Regions from separate parts of the Homo sapiens genome. Here all the other regions are linked to region 3. Evidence: chromatin contacts called from ENCODE Hi-C or POLR2A ChIA-PET data. All regions are on one chromosome and are shown on one strand. Each heading gives the region's core, a stretch centred on a gene start or an enhancer-like site at or near the end of the contact. The rest is flanking DNA. Distances are from core to core; before and after follow the strand shown.

Region 1 (4,071 bases), core at 1,361-3,860, 160 kb before region 3:
TCTGTGCCAGATACCCTCGCGAGCAAATATTGATATATTAACCGCAGCTCAGACACTGTAAGTGCAGCTAACATGCCTCAGTAGGGAGGGGCGGGCTGGCCTGCTGCCACCTCTCCAAGGCCTTCATCACAGCCAGAAATGGGTCCTTCTTCCTGGTGGAGGAATCTCTGCAGGGCCCTAGAACCAAGGCTGACTGGGGAGCAAGAGTCCAGGGAATACTAAAATAAAGTCCTGACGGTGGGCAAGTGGCACAGGCAGCTGGAGATGGGGCGAAGGTGTGCTCACAAAGAGCTCCGGGGCCAGGTGCGGTGGCTCACGCCTGTAATCCCAGCACTTTGGGAGACCAAAGTGGGCAGATCACGAGGTCAGGATTTCGAGACCAGCCTGGCCAACATGGTAAAACCCCGCCTCTACTAAAAATGCAAAAAAAAAAAAAAAAAAAAAAAAAAGCCAGGCATGGTGGTGTGTGCCTGTAGTCCCAGCTACTCGGAGGCTGAGACAGCAGAATTGCTTGTACCTGGGAGGCGGAGGTTGCAGTGAGCAGAGATTGCGCCATTGCACTCTGGCCTGGGCAACAAGAGTGAAACTCTAACTCAAAAAAAAAAAAAAAAAAAAAAAAAAAAAGACGCAGGCGGTCAGGCACGGTGGCTCACATCCACCTGTAATCCTTAAACTTTGGGAGCCTGAGGCAGAGGATCACTTGAGGCCAGGAGTCTGAGACCAGCCTGGACTACATAGTGAGACCCTGTGTCTACAAAGAGAGAAAAAAGTAGCTGGGCATGGCTGTGTGCCTGTAGCCCCAACCTCTCAGGAGGCTGAGGGGAGAATCTCTTGAGTCCAGAAGGTCTAGGCTGCAGTGAGCCATGATCACGCCGTCGCATTCCAATGTGGGTCACAGAGTGAGAGACCCTCTCTCAAAAAAGAATAATGCAGGCCAAAGTTTAGACCAACCATACCCCTCTCCCATTCAAAACCTCAGTGGTTCCTCACTGCCTTCTAAATTAAATATAAAACTCTTTAAATCTGGCCATCACCCTACAGTAGAACCCTACCCTTGAATCCAATCTCCATCTTGTCATCTTCATGCCCTATGCAAACTAATCCTCTTGTCATATCCAAAACAATTCCTTTTCACAATGCGATAAACTCAACTTACGTTTTTTCCTTTCTTTTTGCTCCCATATTGATCAGAATCTGACCTATCCTTCAAGACTCAGCTCGATGCTACCTGTTCCAAGAAGATTTCACTATTCCCTTTGCTTTGGGGATCCTTTCTCCCTCAAAATAGAATAGAAATAGAATTAGGTCTACCCCGACATGACCCCCAAATCATGGAACTATACACAAAGACATACTGACTACGACATCACCCCACAAATAAACAAAAACAAAAGGAAACTTAAAGCAAATCCACTGCAACAAAGCTGATTTTAGGATCTTAATTCTGCCTCTTTCCTTGCCACCTCCCCATCTTTGAAAAGGTTTTGTCCAGGCCTGAGACCTCAGAGACTGTAAGATTTTTTTTTGTTGTTTGTTTTGTTTTTTTTTTTGTTTTTTGATAAAGTCAGGTCAGGCTGGGTGTGGTGGCTCATGCCTGTAATCCCAGTACTTTGGGAGGCCAAGGTGGGCAGATCACGAGTTCAGGAGATCGAGACCATCCTGGCTAACACGGTGAAACCCTGTGTCTACTAAAAATACAAAAAATTAGCCAGGCGTGGTGGCGGGTGCCTGTAGTCCCAGCTACTCTGGAGGCTGAGGCAGGGTAATGGCTTGAACCCGGGAGGCGGAGCTTGCAGTAAGCCGAGATCGCGCCATTGCACTCCAGCCTGGGTGGCAGAGTGAGACTCTGTCTCAAAAAAAGAAAAAAAAAAAAGTTAACATCTCAGCCCAGAGCGGTGGCTCATGCCTGTAATCCCAGCACTTTGAGAGGCCGAGGCAGATGGATCACAAGGTCAGGAGATCGAGACCATCCTGACCTACATGGTGAAAACCCATCTCTACTAAAAATACAAAAATTAGCTGGGCGTGGTAGCGCATGCCTGTAATCCCAGCTACTCGGGAGGCTGAGGCAGGAGAATAGCGTGAACCTGGGAGGCAGAGCTTGCAGTGAGCCAAGATCGCACCAGTGCACTCCAGCCTGGGCGGCAGAGCGAGACTCCTACTCAAAAAAAAAATAAAAATAAAAATAAAAATAAAAATAAATAAATAAATAAATAAATAAATAAATAAATAAATAAAGTCAGGTCATGAGGGTGCATAATTCCACGGTGATTTCCCATCCATTGCACATTCACTGTGAATAGAAGCTAAAACTTAACCAGTTAACTTTATTTATACTCTGGATGGAGCCTTCTCTTTTAATAAAACAGAATCCGTTAAGGATTATAAACAAACAGTGTTTTATGAACTAAAACTGCAGTGCACTAGTCACTCAAGGGTAAAAACAGGGCTCTGGGTAGCTCAGCCAGCTATAAATAAAGATAAGGCCCTGCCAAGCAGGGACTTGGGCAGAGTAATTGCTGACTCCATAATCAGCTTCTCTCGTCTTCCTTCAGGCCCACAAATCACTCAGGTGTTGGGTCACTGCCCACTGGATTCAGCCCAGAGACACAGTGAAATAGCAAAGCAGTTCATTAGCTCTAAGACTGAGAGTATAAACTGGGACTCCTGGAATGACTAGGTTCCAAGTCAAACTATGGTGCGCCACCCCTGGCACTTGCATGGCTGGCCAAGCTGGGTCAACAGAACCCATAGGGTGAGCCTGTGCTACACTCTGGACATAAGCCCTAACTGGGGGATTTCACTAATGTTCATGTCTCTGCTAAACTTTGCCACCCTCTATGGGAAAACCTGCTCCTACCCCCACACCTACTCCTCACTCCAACCATGAGGTGGAGACTGTCAATAGCTCCAACTCAGGTCTTGGCCACAGTAATTGGTCCACGTGATAGGCATGTACTCCAAGCTGAGTCAATAATCTGTGATGGAGATTGTTCAAATTGGAGCTGGAAGAGAATGTTTCTTTCCAGGTTGGTCAGTAATAAAAGAATATATCTTTGGAGCTGCCAGAGGCCACCTTTCTTGCTATGTGAAGGGAGCCCATCTGCCCCAGGGAGAATGATGCTGAGATGCAAAAGGAAGCAGATAGGAAAGGAGGGTGGATCCTAATAGCCAGTAAGTCCCTATTTTTAATGTAAGTTGTGTCTCTGCCACTTTAACCCAAATAAACCTTATTAATACTATCTTCAGCTGAAAAGCAGATTATGAAACATTTAGCAAGTATATCATCATTAACTGAGCACCTACTAGGTGCCAGATACTGTACCATGCCATTCAGTAATAACAATGTAATTGTTGTTACTATTTATTCTGGATTTACAGTTTGCTAAGGGCATTCCATGGAATGTCATTTAATCCAAACACCACCAATAGATAGACAGTCTCACCTTCCTTTTGAAGATGTAGAAACTGATTCTTAAAGAGGTTAAATACCATCATCAAGTTATGTGGCTAAAGGTTAGTACAGCTAGGATATAAACTCAATCTGACACCAAAGTCGATGCCCTAACCCTCACACTACATTGCTGCAGTATGATTTCAACTTTGTTTGCATAAATAGTATGTATGCATTGGCCGGGTGCAGTGGCTCATACCTGTAATCCCAGCACTTCGGGAGGCCGAGGTGGGTGGATGACCTGAGGTCAGGAGTTCAAGACCAGCCCAGCCAACATGGCGAAAACCCGTCTCTACTAAAAAATACAAAAAATTAGTCGGGCATTGTGGTGCATGCCTGTAATCCCATCTACTCAGGAGGCTGAGGCCCGAGAATCACTTGAACCTGGGAGGTGGAACTGCAGTGAGCCGAGATCGTGCCATTGCACTCCAGCCTGGGTGACAGAGCCAGAAAACGAAAAAAAACAACAAAAACAGTATGTATGCACATGTGTGTGTGATGCATGCATTAATATATATCAGGGAGAGAGAAAGTGAGAGAGCACTCACAATGGGCAGAGTCACATGGCTCCATGGCAAAAAGTGGAGAGAAAATACAGAAATATCAAAGTAGAATGT
Region 2 (3,798 bases), core at 1,027-3,526, 200 kb before region 3:
CCCAGTCAGTTTTAGGAAGCCCTGAGAAGCATAACAAGTTCTCTGGTCCCTAGGACATACTCTGAAGAAATTAAAACTAAGGTATGAGGGTATTGAGAAGAGTAAAGCCTCCTCCCCTGACTCAGGCAGGCCAGACCGAGGCTGGGGCTCTGTCCAGCTTTTGTGTAAGTATCCATGGACTTCCCACCTGCCATCTCTCTCTGGAGTGGCTCGCTGTGGCATTAGGTGTAACATTTTAAGTCCCTAGGGGGCCCTCTATTGTGAAAAATGACTTCCCTCCCATGCATCACCTTCTCCTGCCTTCAATGGGCCATACCAATCTGTGTCCTCACTGTCAAGCGGCCTCACTGCCTTTCCAGCCCACCATTGATTGGCACTTGTGGTTCCTTGACATCTCGTTCCTGCCCCACCACAGAAGTCTAGCAGAATTACACCCATTCTTCAACCTTCTGCCCAAGTATCTTACATTTTACAAACAATACTTTTTAAAACAATTTTAATTACATAAGTACATGAATGCATTCTCCTGATCATAATGCATTCTGTAAAAGTACTGCAGATAGGGCTCAAGTCTCTATTGACAAAAACCTCTAAGCTCCATTCCTCCCTCAAGGCAAGACAAGTATTATCTGTCCATTGCATATTTTTCCAGCGTCCCTTCTATGCATTTGCATAATTACATATGCACTGTGAGAAAATATACAATATGTTTTGCACATTTTACACAAATGGTAACATCTTTGCCTTTTTCACTCAACAATCCCTACTGGAAATTTTTCCACATTACTCAATGTAGATAGAATGCATTCTTCTTCACTGCCACAGTGTAAGTATAGCATTCTTCTTGTGATTGACATTTAGATTGTTTCCAGCTATTTGAGAGTAAAATAATGATGTTATAAACATCCTTGTCTATGACTCCTTGTGTACCTGTGTGTGTCTCCAAGGTAGATTATATATGATTTATTGTTTTCTAATTGTTTAGAGCAGGGGTTAGCAAATGTTTTTCTGCAAAGGGCCAGATAGAAATGTTTTAGGCTCTGCAAGTCTTAAGGTTCTTTTCACAACTACTGGACTCTGCCCTTGTGCCTGAAAAGCAGCCATAGATATGTAAATAAGTGAGTGTGGCTGTAATTTAATAAAACTTTATTTACAAAATAGCCATTGGACAGAATTTGGCCCAAAGTCACAGTTTGCTGTCCTTTGGCTTAGAGTATACCTTCCAACAAGTACATCTATGTTTTATGGATTAGGGATGGATCTAGGGCATGACACCACACCACCAATGGCTACTGATATATATTGAGCCAGTGAGATGTAGCCCATCGCTATGGGCATGATCTCATTTAGTCCATTCAACATTCCTATGTAGTAGTAGAATCCATACTCCCACTGAGTCAATTGAAACTCAGTGATATTAAATATTTAAGGTCACACAGCTGGTAATGAGTGGAGCTGAGATTCCTTCCCAGGTAGCGTGACTCCAAGCCTGCATTTTTAACCACTATATTACAATGTCGTCCTACTGTTAAAGGGAGAAGAGGTAGAGTGCAGACAGGTCAAAAGACAGCTAGTCCAACATTTAAGTTCCTGGGGGTTGTAACAACAATGGTTTTTAGATGGTTCTGGTGGACCATTTCCCCAGGAATATGCATAGATAGTTTGTCTGCAATTTCAGGTAACAGAGCTCCTGAGTGCCACCCATGAACCTCGGGTTAAGATTCCTTGTTAGGACCCATGAGGCTGGGAACCTATTTAGTGTTGAAACATTACCATTTGCTGTCTCTACCTGAAATGTGCACTGTTCCCTGCCTATAGGGCCAAGAAGTTGTAACTTAAAACTCCTCTCTCTGCCTAGAAATCCTCACTTTTCTTCCCCACTTAGTCCATTAAGTGTGAGATGTGGTATTACAGTTTGCTTGTGTTTTACCCACAAAAGAATGAAAGGAAGATGGATAGATAAATGGGGAGGAGGAAAAGGGGAGAGGAAATGGGAGAGGAAGGAAGGAAAAAAGGAGGAAGAAAGGTAGAAGGTGGAAGAGAAAAGGGAAGAAGGAAGAAAGGGAAGGAGGGAGAAAGGAGAGAAAAAAGAATCCCACTGTGACATGTAGACGCATTTTCAAAATTGTATTTATCCAATATGCTTTCACCTTTTTGGGACAGTTTGGAGAACTGTTAAAACTATCAAAGGCAGACTACCAGGGAGATGTTTATTCTACGAAGAGTAGTTACACGATGATGTCAGCTTAGCAGCCACAGACATTTCTGGCCAGAGGGGGCTGTTGGAGGAGGCAGTCAGGCGCAGCAGCAGTAGCAGGAGGGCTGTCAGGTTGGCACTGGTGCCTTGGAGCTTGCTCTGTAGCCCCCCACCACCCTGCAAAAGGTCCCAGATGCTGCTTCTCATCTGCCCTTTGTTAGGTCCAAACCCTGCTCCCCAGGCACAAGTTGGAGGATCAAGTGCATTTTCCAGTCCGTTTCATGCCAACTGAAAAGCTGAGACCTGCCAAGGCCTGAGCTTTTAAAAATATAAGTAGGGAACCCCCAGGGAGCCTGAAGCAGGGGCTATTCAAAATGTTCTTTTAAAAAATTTTTAAAATATACTTGACAAGTGCTTTTTCCCCATTTGGGGAAAACCTGTCAGAAAGGATGCCCAGAGCAAAGAGAAACTCTGACCCCAGGCAAGCTGCCTGGGCCTTCCCAATGGGTATCCCTGGGCCCCGGCTTGATTTTTTTTGGAAAGCAGGCTTCTTCTCACACATGGGGTTTCATGCCTTAGAGTTAATTATTCAGTCACGAATTACTCCAGGAAGAACTTCCCTTTCTATGGAGCCAAATGACCAAGTGTCTTTCTATAAAAAGAACGTCATCCCTTTTAACGAGGACACCCCACACCCAAATCACACACGTGTGTGTATACACACAGTATACATGCAACCGATAACTATGCACAATCATAAGCACATTTTTGGCCTAGATGTGAATCCGCTATTAGTAGATGCAGAAGGTTTTGGCTCCCAAGCCCACAGCCTAAGGAGAGATGATTTTTATAGCCTTAAGCTAGAATCTGAACAAATGCTGGGATGCACAGAGGACTCCATTTTATCAGTGGGATCTCCACCTATTCCACACATTGCATGACGCTAGTGTTCACAGCTCTGACAATTCCAGACAGACAGATGTCCCGTACAGTTTAGTAGACATGAAATAGCTCAGCAAACACACACAAGAGCAAAAGTGGACGAAGTGGATGACATTGATGTGCCCACCTACAAATGTGTCAAATGACAGGAGGGTTAAGTGTAGATGGTTTCTGATGAAGACGTCATTTGATCATACGTCTCCTTTACCGGACACAGTCATTACAATGGGACAATTGTTCAGTTGCAAGAAGCAGGATTCACATTTTTCCAACCTCTTTGTACTTTTCTCTCCCAAAGGAGCATTCCTTGAGAAGCCGGAGGAATTCTACTGATTACATCTCCAGCACAGCCACATTCCAGCGGGTAGGAGGGTCACACACCTGGGCCGGCAGAAAAAGGCCAAAACACTGAGATCCCAGGTCAGATCTCAGATGCCTGCACCCTTCCAGCAGCACAAAAGCTCATAGGCTACTCCCAGTTGCCTGGTGGCTACATCTACCGCCTCTGCTTGACCTTCCAGAAATTCCCTTGAGGATTTAAAGCAAGCATCTTCCCTACCCCAGCCCCTCTCCCCAGTGTTCTGTCATCTCATCTTCTTCTGACCTAGCCCCTTCCTTGTTTCTGGAGGGATAAAACAACCTGAGGAAATTCTCTGCTC
Region 3 (3,485 bases), core at 45-2,544:
TCCATTCTCCGGCCCCTTCGTTCGGGGAGGCATTTATAACCGAGCCATAAAAAATTCACCCGGGGCTGCAACTTGGCATCTCCCAGACTGCGCTCCAGGCAGAGCGGGTTTTGCGAGCACCCACTCTGAATCTGTCCAGTTCCTCAGAAGTTAAACCTTCACCCACACTCTCAACTTTCCTTGCAAGGGCAGCCAGAGAGCGGCTGGCCCATTCTGATCTCCAAGCAGGTCAACAGTCTCGGGCCCTCTCTCCCGCCTCCGCGCCTTGACGGCCCATCATCCTATAGCTTTCTCCTTCGCCCGCCCCCCTTTTTAACGAGCGCAGACCCCTGACCCTCACCCTAAGACCTTGAGGCTGCAGTGCTCTTGCCTCCCCTCGCCTCTCCTCAGCTACTCCTTGGAAGCTGTCAGCGGGCCCTGCGTCTGGAACCCTCACCCCTGGAGAGGCACTGCTCTTTGCCCATCGCTGGGGGTTTCGAGACCTCTCTTTCCAGATCTGACCAAGCCTACAGACCCCCAGCTCGGAGAGTGAGGGATCGTATCCAGGAAGGGATGAGAATAGAGACTGCATCCAGGGAGGCCGAGGGGAAAGGACGGATCTGGCGCCTGGGGCCCCCTCGGTGGGACCCAGGTGGGTGGCCCGCGTGGGGTGGGGCAGGGGTACTCACAGGCGCTCAGCGTTGCGGGGGATGCCCCGAGGAACCGCGCGGAGGCCCAGCCCGTGGCAGTCCACGCTGGCAGCGGAGCAGGTACACTTGGTGGGGCAGGCGACGGCTGGAGGCCCACTCAGGACGCTCGCCAGCGCCAAGGCCAGCGCCAGGCGGGCGCGCACGGCGGCGCCGACCCCTGCCCACCCGGGGGCCATGGTGTGCAGGGCCCCGCTCCTGGAGGAGGCTGCCTCTGCGGGGCAAGACGCGTGGAGCCCGAGGAGGCGCGCGGGGAGCGCGGGCGGCCTGGGGAGCGGGCGGCGGAGTTAGCGCGGAGGAGGGGCGAGCTCGGTGCTCAGGCGCACGGGGCGCGGGCGGAGCGGGGCGCTCCGGGCGGCGGCGGCGGCAGCAACAGCAGCTCCATCGGCGGGGCCGGCGCTGCCCCGCTGCGCATCGCTGGGAGTGCCCAGGTGCGGAGCGCCCCCTGGCCCCGCTGGCCCGCGGGCCGGGTTGGGGACCTGGGGCGAGCGCAATGGGGCGTGGCGCCCGGGGAGGTCCGGCTTGGGGCTGGGCTGGGGAGCGCGGCGGCTGCGGCTGGGGCACGGGGCGGCCGGGTGAGCTGGCCGGCGCTCGCTCTCTCCATTCAGTGAGCACGGCAGACACCGGAGACGCGGGGCCCACCCCTCCGGCCCCCCCCCGACCAAGAAACGCCAACTCCGCCTCCCATTGGCTGCGCCGCGCGTCATGTCGACTAAGTTGGGAACTTTGCTGGAGCGACCGAGAGCCTGGAGGGAGGAGGCAGTAGAGGAGGGAGAGAGAAGGAACCAGGGAAGGAAAGGGGCTCGGCCAGCAGGGCCCCTGGAAAGAAACACTGAAACTCATTCACTGTTAAGATCCAAGGACGGATAAGGCTCCTGACACTTTTTTTTTTTTAATTTTTGCACTGAGCTGAGCACTCTACTCATATTCTTTACTTAAGTCCACGATCTTCCAAGGGGTCGTCTGAAAACAGCTCAGAGAAGTGAAGCGACTTGCTGGAGGTCGCACAGCTGCTAGGGACGCCAAACCATGGCAGTGTCGCCCACGAAGCCGCTTCCCTACCGCACCTAGTACTCATGGCAGAGATCCACAATTTTGCCTGAAGAGCCTTGGTTGACACCAATGTACTCCACAGCTACACACACACACACACCGTGGTCCATGTTGTTGAGGTCACTGCTGGCAAACCTTACCCGGAAACTTGCCCTGCTTTGCCCAGACCCAGCGCTTGGTGGACTGGTAAAAGTAGTGATGGCAGCGACTTGGACCCCTGGATTGACAATGCCTTGTTCCATCCTCGGGTTTCTGCTTCCTGACTGGGTGACTCTGGGCCAATCGTGTCATCTCTGAGCCTTCGTTTTCTCAAATCCGGGGCCACAGTCCTACCTGGCCTCACCTCCCTGGGTTGTTTGGAGCATCACAGAAGAGAACGTGTTTTTGCAAAAGTCATTCGCAGACGAGGCATCCCTTCTGTCCCCAGCGCCTTCTTTCTTCCAGCGCCCGCTTTAAATTGGCTAGGTCTGAGCTTTTCCAGATGCCAGTGGGGAGGGGCGTGTGCGTTAGAGGCTCCATAAATACTTGTAGGAATGATTTTGTTTGTTTGTTTGAAAGGAAAGGGCAGGAACTGGAGGAAGTATTGCCCAGATTTCCTTGAGGTCCCCTCACACTGAGAAGGCCTGAATGAGCCCTGCATATATATACACACACACTGGTGCCTACGTATTCACAGCCACGCACACACTCTCACATACTCAGGCTCACACACACCCATTTATACACCGGCAATCACACACACGTGTACATGCATGCTCGCACACACACTCACATAGTGACAACTATACTCCTGAGAGCGCTTCTCTTTTCTTTCATAAGAATACTATTCTGATTTCTTCTACCTCATTTTCCTTCAAGGAAACTTTCAACTACTTGACCACATCCTGTGAATATATAGTAGAGTTGTAGATTTTATTGTATTATACTTAGCAGATTTTCAAAGTCTTAGCTTTGGGCACCCACTTGCGCGCGCGTACACACAAACACACACATACGCACACTCACTCAAACACACACACTCGAGTCCCTTCATCATTCATAAACACATTAGGTGCAATTTACTGCTGTTATTCTTGGGAACGGCTTTCTGTACAGATGCTGTTGTTATCGCCCCCTGGTGGCTGGCGAGGGTCTATGCTCCGGTCTTCAGGGTGACTTCGGTATTTAAGAACTCTAAACATCCTTTTATCCCTTTGCTCTGAAGCTTTCCTCCAAACCTTGAACCAATTTAGTACCAGGACTGAGGCAGATGAGAGAACCGGGCAAGGGCCCAAGGGCACAAAGCGTCTCAGACTGTCTGGAGCAGAAAACAGTACGGTTTTCTTTGTTTTCCCAAATGCATGCTAGAGCATGTTTTGCAATCCCTTCGGGCTGGTCCTGGATCTGTGCTCTGAGCGCAGTGGGGGACTGCGTTTTCCATTTAAGCTGCTCAGGGGGGTTTCATGAGCCAGACTGTATCTTTAAGGGACTTTATAGGCATTCAAGTGTGACTTTTCCTGGGAGAAGCCCCTTAGAACAGATGGTGAGGATTTCCTTCAGAGTCAATCATCCCCAAGGAGGAGGCAAGTGGGAAATACAGGAGGGGCCCAGAACACCAGGATACACAGAATCATGGAGTGTTTGGGCTGGTACAGCCTTAGAAATCACCTAATCCAACATTTCTACAAGTGCCTTCTGATGACTACTGATTCCACATGTTTCATCATGGAGGAGAAAAAAGTCTCCTTGGGCAAAGACAGATTGAGA

The links. Hi-C counts contacts between places; a loop is a spot of excess contacts on that map. ChIA-PET counts read pairs that join two places held with the same protein, here RNA polymerase II (POLR2A). Pooled maps may share reads with other maps.
Region 1: a map of ascending aorta shows a loop between it and region 3 (3-fold over the local background). The contact joins the enhancer-like site here to the promoter of SLIT3 in region 3. A Hi-C loop is called at or near these places in 4 of 168 maps with a recorded cell type or tissue (ascending aorta, prostate gland, sigmoid colon and 1 more) and 9 of 50 pooled maps.
Region 2: a map of prostate gland shows a loop between it and region 3 (7-fold over the local background). The contact joins the enhancer-like site here to the promoter of SLIT3 in region 3. A Hi-C loop is called at or near these places in 2 of 168 maps with a recorded cell type or tissue (chondrocyte and prostate gland) and 1 of 50 pooled maps. POLR2A ChIA-PET finds 5 or more read pairs at or near these places in 1 of 52 experiments (SK-N-SH).

Annotation. Positions count from the first base shown.
Region 1 is chr5:169,139,886-169,143,956 of GRCh38, forward strand. The region is part of intron 4 of SLIT3 (slit guidance ligand 3); the gene reads right to left. Among named protein-coding and RNA genes, the nearest start is that of MIR585, 120 kb to the right of the region's middle. RefSeq lists a silencer at 1,898-2,066. Within about 2 kb of position 2,611, at least 10 of the 41 ENCODE cell types and tissues checked have a DNase peak (open chromatin) inside an H3K27ac peak, as active enhancers do; they include ascending aorta, where a contact is called at or near this core.
Region 2 is chr5:169,095,400-169,099,197 of GRCh38, forward strand. All of the region lies in intron 4 of SLIT3 (slit guidance ligand 3), which reads right to left. Among named protein-coding and RNA genes, the nearest start is that of SLIT3-AS1, 84 kb to the left of the region's middle. Within about 2 kb of position 2,277, at least 4 of the 41 ENCODE cell types and tissues checked have a DNase peak (open chromatin) inside an H3K27ac peak, as active enhancers do.
Region 3 is chr5:169,299,845-169,303,329 of GRCh38, forward strand. SLIT3 (slit guidance ligand 3) reads right to left here and starts at 1,295. Exons shown (of 36, transcript NM_003062.4): 1 at 669-1,295. The coding sequence starts at 865.